Regions from separate parts of the Homo sapiens genome. Here all the other regions are linked to region 2. The links are chromatin contacts, found by Hi-C in ENCODE. All regions are on one chromosome and are shown on one strand. The core of a region is the stretch at or near the end of the contact, and the rest is flanking DNA. Distances in the headings are between cores, read along the strand shown.

The links. Hi-C counts contacts between places; a loop is a spot of excess contacts on that map. Pooled maps may share reads with other maps.
Region 1: a map of B cell shows a loop between it and region 2 (13-fold over the local background). The contact joins the promoter of GRK3 here to the promoter of ADORA2A in region 2. A Hi-C loop is called at or near these places in 1 of 168 maps with a recorded cell type or tissue (B cell), 1 of 37 single-sample maps with no recorded cell type and 2 of 50 pooled maps.
Region 3: a loop to region 2 is called in a map with no recorded cell type, with 8 times the contacts of the local background. The contact joins the enhancer-like site here to the promoter of ADORA2A in region 2. A Hi-C loop is called at or near these places in 5 of 37 single-sample maps with no recorded cell type and 3 of 50 pooled maps.

The regions. Positions count from the first base shown.
Region 1 is chr22:25,562,907-25,566,027 of GRCh38, forward strand. GRK3 (G protein-coupled receptor kinase 3) reads left to right here and starts at 1,769. Exons shown (of 21, transcript NM_005160.4): 1 at 1,769-2,247. The coding sequence starts at 2,135. It overlaps GRK3-AS1 (GRK3 antisense RNA 1), which reads right to left and starts at 2,510. Exons shown (of 4, transcript NR_183564.1): 1 at 2,174-2,510; 2 at 1,184-1,453; 3 at 397-575. RefSeq lists silencers at 1,695-1,794, 2,105-2,354 and an enhancer at 2,466-2,981.
Region 2 is chr22:24,425,885-24,428,887 of GRCh38, forward strand. ADORA2A (adenosine A2a receptor) reads left to right here and starts at 1,715. Exons shown (of 3, transcript NM_000675.6): 1 at 1,715-1,862. All of the region lies in intron 18 of SPECC1L-ADORA2A (SPECC1L-ADORA2A readthrough (NMD candidate)), which reads left to right. RefSeq lists a silencer at 1,796-1,905.
Region 3 is chr22:22,931,229-22,934,053 of GRCh38, forward strand. No RefSeq gene overlaps it. Among named protein-coding and RNA genes, the nearest start is that of IGLL5, 45 kb to the left of the region's middle. RefSeq lists an enhancer at 837-946. Within about 2 kb of position 1,356, at least 3 of the 41 ENCODE cell types and tissues checked have a DNase peak (open chromatin) inside an H3K27ac peak, as active enhancers do.

The DNA.
Region 1 (3,121 bases), core at 519-3,018, 1.1 Mb after region 2:
TAAAAGACTGCCTCTAAGATCACCCAGCACAGAGCAGGGATTTGATTTCAGGTGTGTCTTGTTCCAAACTTAATATACTGTGCTGCTGGGGGAAAACAAAGAGCAAAAGGTTCTTAACTGAAGTCAAAGACGACCAAGAAAATGTAGGCAGATGTCAGGTCTGATCATGTGGATGCTCAAATGATAAACAGACACATTGAGAGAAATTGTATTAATTAAATCATAAAAATATGTTCCGCTTTTTGGGGAATTTACTCCTCCTCCTGGGGTGACCCTTGACAAGACATTCTGTCTTCCTGTTTTTAAGCAAAAAAAAAAAAAAAAAGTGGGTAGAAGATGAAAGTTTGATATTTCGCTCATGCATAGCTTTGTCTCCTTAATATATTTTGTGCTTGCCTGTCATTTCAGCTTTCTGCTGGCAGACGAAGCTCCTTCAACTGCCATTCCTACTTCTGACACTCCTCTTGTCCTTTTCAGGACAACTTTATGCCTATTGTGCCTTGGGTCTTGAGAAGCATGTGGTAAAACTGGCCAGTGGTGATGGCAGGCATAGCAGGGAATCAGATTGAGGGGGGCTGTGGCGTGGGAGAGAAAACAAAAGAGGGAAACAGGCTATTTGATGACAGAATCAGGCTGCTTCTGCAATGACATTACATGAAATATCTGAAATTTGACCTTAACTGTATCTGGTGGGTCCCGTTAACCCTGTAAGTTATGGACAGAACGTTCACTCAAATTCTAGCAACGTCTAGGCTCATGGAAATACGTGACCAATTCAGGTGAATGAAAGGGATTTTAAAACATTAATTTCCAGCTTAGGTCTTCCTAAGACTGCCTGCGTGTCCCTTACCACCACTCCAGCCTGAGTGTCACATGGATCCTGAATGCGGACTTGTGTGCACACTGTAGAAAAATAAGCAACTGAAAACCCCAGGCATCGGGGTGGAGTGATGATGAAAGACACCGAGACCGAAGATCAGGAAGCTGGAAATTCCCCCCAGCTTCGGTGTTTGGGCTGTATCTCGCTTTTCCACTTCCCTAAATCACCCTCGTGGTGCGAGTGTGCTCGCAGCAGATGCTCCCTAATTGTCTCTTGTATTGACCGTAAAACCCTAACGACAGGAATACTCTCTCTCCTTCTATTTCTCAACACCATTTCAACACCCAAACTAAAACCTCTCACCTGAGTGTAAGGGAGTGGTGACCTTCTTAAGCGGAGAGCTCTTCCATCAGAGGGCTCCCTAAGGGCATCTCTGTTCCTAGCCGGGGAGCCGTCACCCCACTTTGTTCTGCTTAGCCTAAGACACGCAACTTTTTCCAGCTTTTACTCTTCGCTGAATTCTCACGGTGGGGTTGGGGGGATGTTCAGGCTCAGGAGCGAGGTTGGGGGCCCGGCCCGCTGGGCGCTGTTCACCGGTAGCCCGGACCAGAGCAGGAGTTTCATCATTACCTGCTGGGATAGGTGGGACACATGTATTTCCGGGGCCACCCCAGACCTCCCGGAGGATGCTGATTGACACTGTCCAGTTTGAGAACTACTGTGTCCAGGGAGCAGAGGCCTCCCCATAACCCCTTGGGTTGTGGACGTCTGGCCCAGGGCTTCTCTGGGTGAGCGGGGCGGGCATCAGAGCGCGTGGAACCTGGGGCGGGAGGTCGGGGCAGTGAAGGAGGAGGAGAAGGAGGAGGCGGAGACCGAGGGGGAGGGAGGGGAGGAGGAAGAGGAGGAGGAGTCCCTCGTGGCCACCCCGAGGGGAGGGCGACCGTAGAGACTTGGTCGGGAGGCGCCGGCCCAGCGAGGCCGCTGGGACTGTGCACTGAGGGGCGCTGACCGTTGGACGCGCGCTCCCCGCAGACCCTCGCTGAAGGAGCAGGGGGCGGCGCGCGTGCGCGGGGCGCCGGGCGGCGCGCGAGGGGGCGGAGCGGGGAGGCGTGCTGCGACCCCGGCCGGCTACAGCCTGCGGCGCGCGCAGAGCGCTAGTGGGGCGCGCGGCGCGCGCGCGGGGCGGGGGCGCGCGGAGGGGGGGGCTGCCCCGGGGCGGCCCCCCCAGGTCGGGGCGCGGCGGGCGGCGGCGGCGGGCGCGCGTCCCGTCCAGGTCCGGAGTAACCGCCGCCGCCGCCGCCAAAGCTCGCCAACATGGCGGACCTGGAGGCTGTGCTGGCCGATGTCAGTTACCTGATGGCCATGGAGAAGAGCAAGGCGACCCCGGCCGCCCGCGCCAGCAAGAGGATCGTCCTGCCGGAGCCCAGGTACCAGCTGCCCCGGCCGGCGCCGGCCCCAAGCCGCCGCCCCCTGCGGCCGCCAGCTACCCCCTGCTTCCTGGAGGGTCGGGCGCTGAGCCTCCGCTGCCCCGGGGCGGGTGACACAGCGGAGCGGGCGATGCGGGGCCGGCCTCGTCGTTCCAGTCTCTGAAATGGGGCATCGGAGGGCCGGTGGGGGGCACCCCGGGAGAGAGCGCTCCAAAGTGCCCGGCGCGGCGCCCTGCGCGCAGCGAGCGCCCCAGCCAGGGTCTGGTTATGACTTGGCTGGACCAGCTCCATCCCTGTCGCCCCCTCCCCCCAGCCCTGTCCTGTCCTGCCCTGTCCCATCCCCGTGGTTCTTCCTGTTGCATTGGTGTAGTCCCCGTTGGCTCCTTGCCTGTCACTGCTTTGCGCTCCATCCTGGTCGCTCCTTCTTCCCGGGCTCATTGGTCCCCCTTTCCAACTCCATCCTCTCACCTCCCTCTGGGCCGCTTACCTGGGGACTGCAGGCTTGTTGCTTATTGTCCGAGGTAGTTAAACTGCTGTTTTCAGTACTTGCTCTTCTTGAAGTCTATTAAGTCTAGTCACCTTCTTCGGCTTCTCTTCTATTTTGTCCCCGGGCAGGATTTTGACCCACTCAGTATTCTTTTTGGTGCCAAGTGTGTCACCTGAGCTGCTTTCCTCAACTTGTAGATCTACTGGTGGCACTTTATTAAAAAATTGAAACAGGAGTCACTTAAAAAGACACTTGAATGGGTGATTCCAGACAGGAATTTGTTGTTAAATTATCAAAGGAGGGCCCGATTGAATTGGCGAGGGGCTCGGTGAGGTGCATACCAAGTTGCAATTTTCTCTCAAATGATTTATTATTAAGGTACTAGTA
Region 2 (3,003 bases), core at 465-2,964:
ATGCCTAATGTGGAAAGGCCTTGGCTTGGGAGCAAGTGGGGGAAGGTTTAGGGCAGACCAGAGGGCCGGTGAGGGGTGTGTGCTGGAGCGGGGAACCCGGGAGGGAGGGTGTTAGGCTTGAGGGTCAGGGGACACCACAGGGATTGCTGTTGGCAGAGGGACATATGAATGGTAGTTGGCCTGGGAGCCAGCATGTGACTTGAGAGCATCACGTCCTGCAAAGTCCAGGTGAGGCCTGGGCAGTGCCTGCTGTGTGGGACCACAGCCCCTGGTGGCTCTCAGCTGTGTCCTGACACTCCAAAGAAGGTCTTAGTACCCTCTCACAGACCTAATACCCGAGCCACCTAACCCCAAATGAGCTAGAACTGCCTTCCCAACCGTGTTTGCGGGGTCTGTCTTGTCTATTGCAGCGCAAACAGAGCCCTGAGCACGCAGGAGAGCAGAGGAAGGACAGACAGAAGATGGATGGATGGATGAAGGCGGGAAGCACAGGCTGAGGGGATTTAGGGCATGTGTGGTGGGGGTGCTGTGGAGAGGAGACTGCACAGGCAGGAGCTGAGCTGGTGAATGGGAGGGTTCTAGCTCCCAGAAGGGTCTGGGCCATTGACAGGAGGGGCTTGGTCCTAGGAGGTGGGTGGTCCAGAGGTTGCAAGGAGCAGAGGAGCCCAGATGGGGAAGGGAATGGAGCTGGGGTGCAGAGAGGAGCCCCCACACAACTGCCCACATCCTGTGCAGAACCTGGGGCTCTGGGTGGTGGGAAGAGGCAGTTTCATGGCGGAGGAGGCCTGGGCCCCTGCAGCCTGGACTCCATGGATCTGGCCAGGGACTGGGGAGGATCAGGTGGAGAGAGGAGCAGCAGAGCAGCTGCCCCTCGTCCCAGCACAGGGGATGATGGGAGCCCAGGGAAGGCAGGACCCTGGCTTCGGGCATTTTCTCTGCTAGAATCTCTCGATACCTCTCTCCCTTCACCTTCTCCTCCAAGTCTCACCCAGATGATGTTTCTGTGAGTTGCCATGGGGATTCTCTCACCACCCCCCGCCAACACCCCGCAGGGGAAGCTTGTTCCAGGAGTCACTGGGCAGGGGCTGCTGCTGCTCTTCTGTGCCCACTCCTCGGATGTGCCGCTGCAGCCCTGGTCTCTGGCATCGGCCGTCACCTGGTGGAGAGGCTGCCGGAGCTGGCCAAGCAGAGGGAGGCCGATGGTGCCACTTGGTGTCTCCTCTGGCATCTGGGCAGGAGACTTCTCCCCAGAGGCCCCGGGCTGGTCTGCCCGTGTCACAGGAGGACTCGCCTCTGGTCCCTCAGTGGCCTCTGCAAACCCTGAGCCAGCCTGGGGGAGGCTGCTCAGTGGGGAAGAAGCAGTGGCCAGGCTCTGCTTGGTCACCCTGCCCTCCTGTCAGCCTCCGGGGCTGCCTCGTCGCACCTGCCCAGGGACCCAACAGCCGGTCCTCACCCCTCCCATCCTCATTGCAGCCACCCTGGGGCATTGTGAGGCCCTGCACCCAGCACTGCCCCTTCAAGCCTCCCACAGGGTCCCGCCCAGGACTCCTGGGCTCTGTGTCCGCGGGGCCATCTAGAAACACTCCCTTGTCCCCCCTTCAGCGGCATAGTACCTGTTGCCCGCCATCTGAGGGAGGTGCAGGTGCCAATCCTTCACGTGACGTGACGTGGCTCACCACAGCCTGTGTACATGTGAGCAGCCGCGTGCAGAGGGGAAGCTCTGCCTGGGCCTCAGGGACTGTGACATGGAGCAGGAGCCGCCCCCAGCCAAGCTGCTTTCAGCACAGCGTGGGCCCCCAGCACCTTGGTGCGGGGTGCGGCCCCTCGGAGGAGGGCTGTCAGGTGAAGCCTCGTGTGAGGGGGTGAGTGGCCCCCAGGCGGGGAGGAGGGGGTGCTGTGGCCTTCCTGGCCCCTAGCCTGGACACATGGGGGTGTGGGGAGCAGGAGCTGGGGCCCCCAGCACTGGCCCCGGGGCTGCGATGTGGGGGCTGCTCTGTGAGGCAGGCTCAGAGCCTTAGCCTCCAGCTGCAGGGAGCTGGGTCTTGGCCCCATCTTGCCCACATCCTGCCACCAGGAGCAGAGAGCTGCAGCTGCACCCGGGCTGTGGGGGAGGGATGCCAGGTGTATCTCTGGGTCCCGGGCCCAGCCTGCACCCAGCGCCTGAAGTAAGGGCCACCGGGCAGCCCCGGAGGTCAGGAGGGAAGTGGAGCCCGTGCTGGGTGGCTGCTTACCACTGGGCAGTGAGGAAGGCACCTGCGCTGATGAGTTTGGAAGGGGTATGGGGATCCTGGGGCCCTGGGTTCTGGGAGGTTCATGCCCAGGCCCCCCTGGGCCATCCCAAAAGCCAGTCATAGTGGGGCCCACAACCTGCCGTGCCCTGCCGAGCTCCCGCAAGCCACTTGTTGATGCTTCTCAGTCCACCCCATGCCTCTCAACCGTTTCCTCCTAGACTAGGTCTCTTCATGGCGTTTCTGGGAGAATTCCTCAGTACTAGCTTCAGATCCCCAGTCGTCTCTTCCACTGTACGTGTGCCTGAAGCTCACCACATCCCTTACTTCAGTCCTTCTATTTTTCAGTCCCTGGATTTTGTATTATTTCTTGTTCATATCCACCTGTCCTTGTTTCATTTCCGCCAGTCGGTTCAGAAGTTCTCATTCTTGTCTACGGATGCCATTCCTTTCTTTGCCTCTTTGGAGATTCTAAAGGTCTCTGAAATCATTATTAGATTACTGTATTACCTTCCTTCCTACTGGAATGAATTCACCTCCATGTTTTTTATTCTGTTGCTTACCTTTCTTAGCCTTCATATACCTCTTGCGCTTTGAAATTGATTTGCGACTCCTCTTAGCTGAGCCAATGTTGTGGAGACAGGGAGTGGCCTGCAGTGCCTGAAACTGCAGGGCAGCAGCCGCCTCCCAGGAATGTCCTGGGTCCTTTCCTCCTTTGAGGTCCCCTGCCATATGCTCAGATGGGGCCAGGCACAGCAACGGGGGCACACCTCCC
Region 3 (2,825 bases), core at 106-2,605, 1.5 Mb before region 2:
CTCATCTTCACAGTTTCAGGCCAAAGGGGAGCCTCCCACTCAGACCCCTAGACACATCCTCTCCTGACCTGTCTGGGGAGGAGGATGGGAAGTGGTGGTCAGACTTGGCCTGGGCTCCCACAGGGGACAGAAAGTTTGCAAAGGTCTGGGCAGCAGAGAGCAGCTCCCAGAAGGAAGGGGTGCTGGTCCCCAGGGGCTGCTGGGCAGAGTAGCTGAAGAAGGTGAGACCCCAGACCGGCCAGGTAAGTAAGCCCCCTTCTCAGGGGCTGCCCAGAGCGAAGTCACATGTTCAGCTCTCTTCTGAGGACCTGCTGCTCCTGGAAACCCAGCAGGGTTAAGGCAGGCACAGCCAGGTTCAGACAGCTCATGTTTGCGGGAGAGGGAAATCAAGTCAACAGACAAGGAACAATGTCATGTAGGAGGCGGGATTTGTGCTGGGGAGAAATAGGGCAGAGGATGGGGGGTAGGGAGCACCTGGCTGGGGTCTCACGGGGGGCGACGTCCCAGGGGCTGGAGGCAGCCAGCGACTGAGGAGCCCTGACTAGCGCCAGGCCCCTGTGGCTGGAGTTAGTGGCTCGAGCTCAGCCTCAGTTTCCCCTCTGTGCAGCTGGGTTGATAATAATGGAAACTGACTCTCTGGGTGGGGGGAGGGACAATCAGATGGAAAATAGATGTTTTGTTTGTCTCTGCCGTTGGTTGTTTTCATCCTTGGGCTGTTCCAGCCCCAGACAGCCTCAGGCCAGCCCCCTGCCCATGCTGGGCTCCCCACCGGCCCTGGAACCCTCACCCCAGTGCAGCTGGCCTGGTGAAACCAAGAGTGCCTGAGGCCCGAAATAGCTGGGAAACCCCACCAAGCCTCAGCCCTGGCAGCAGGTGCCTCCTTCTCCCCAGGGTGGGAGGCAGGGGGGCGATTCAGTTTCCAAAGCTTCCACCAGCCCAGCTGGAGAATGGTCCTGTGTCCCCGCACCAAGACACCCAAGCCCCGTGCCCAGGCTTGAGTTAGACAGGGTCTGGAGATCATGGTCAATCAATGATCAGAAGTAGCACCTTCTGCTCCAGAAGCTTCTATTCATGCAGGCCCTACCCCCTCCTCACAGCTCCCCAGGAACCGTTCTAAATGCCAGGTTCAGAGCTGTGCCCAATTGGGGGGCACAGCCAGACACTTGGAGCTCAGAGGGGCCTGGGGTGGGCAGGGCTGGCCAGAGCTGGACATGGGACCCTGCTGATCACACTCCACCTGCTGCCCCCAGGTCTTGGACCCTTCAAGGGAGCTGGGCCAAGTAAGGGGATGGGAAGGGAAACAAGAACCCTTCCAAGAGCTTCCCTGGGAGCCCAGAGCCTGAGGCAGTAACGAAGCTCCTGGAAGCACAGCTGCCAAGAGGACTTCCGGGGTCCCTACCCAGTGGGCAGGACCTCAGACTGGTCAGTCACTTATTTGTGTGTCTGTCCATCCATATATCTGAACATGCACACACACACACACGCGCGCACACACACACACACACACACACTCATCCTTCCACAAGCCCCGAGGCCTGGCCTGTGCAGGGCTCTTGACACATGGTGTCCCAGGCAAGGCAGGACTGCCCCAGCCCACCCCCAGGTGAGACCTGGAGTGTGCCTTCTCATGGGAGGAGGGGGCTGTGGCCTTGGGGTGCCCCATTCCCTGTCCAGTCTTCCCCATGCTGGGTCTAGATGCTGAGGTCAAAGAGAGGTTGACAGGTGTGAGGAACAGGCCACTGTGGTGAGGCTTAATGCCCCCTGTCCGATGACCAGATCCTACCCACTGCCCCCGTTACAGACCTCCCTGTCTTTCTCCATGTGGAGGAAACGTTCCCAGGATATTCCAGGGCTCCAGGTTCTGATGAGAGTATGGGAGGAGACCAAGTACCCAGCCTCAGGGCCTGGGTTCACCCCTGCAGACGGCAAATCCCATCCACCTGTGGGACTTCACCAGCTCATTCTTAGAGGACACCAGCCTGGAGCTCCCTTGGCCCAGGAAAGCCAGGAGCCAGGCCCGCCACACGTAGCCATTGCACATGTCACCTGACACATAAGATGCGAACTGTAGGGTGGGCAGGCCAGGGATGAGTGCCCCCACCTCTGCCTTCCTCCCCACAGGCCCACCCACGAGGCTGAACAGGGTGGCCCTAGACCCAGCACCATCTTCAATCAGCTCATCCACTGGCATCCCCCACCACCGTCCCCTCAACATGCACAGGATGCCAGCCACCCAGGCCAGTTCCTGAAGTAAAGCAAGCAAGGGGGGGTACTTGTCCCCGCCCAGCCCAGAGCTCAGATTGCAGATGAGACCCCCTTGCTTGAAGAAGACAAGGGGCAGGAGATACTGGGGATTCCATGTGGTCATCAAAGGTAGCCTGGTGGCAGCAGCAACCTCAAACAGGCCTAGGAGCTGGATCAAGGACTGAAGGGCAGAGAGAGGACGGGTGTGTTAGGGGTGAGTGTGAGCAAAGGTATAGGAGTGACCACAGCATCCCTTCTTCCCACAGGGCCACAGTAGTGCACAAGGGCCCTCATGGAAGCACCCTGAAAGCTCACCTCAAAGGCCCCATACTCTGTCCCCCACGTCACCTGGCCTGCCACCCTACTTAATACCCAGGAAGTCCTTGGAGTCTGTGCCACATGGATGGGCTCCAAGATGGACCAGGCTTCCAGGGGGGCAGGGAACAAGGGAGAAAAGAGGTCTGGGCCCTGCATAGGACACAGGTAGTGACCACCCGGTGGAGGAGAGGGAATGAGCAGAGGATGCTGGGAGCCAGGCCCAAGGCAGGGCCCTGCAGGGTGCACAGTTCTCTGGGTTGGAC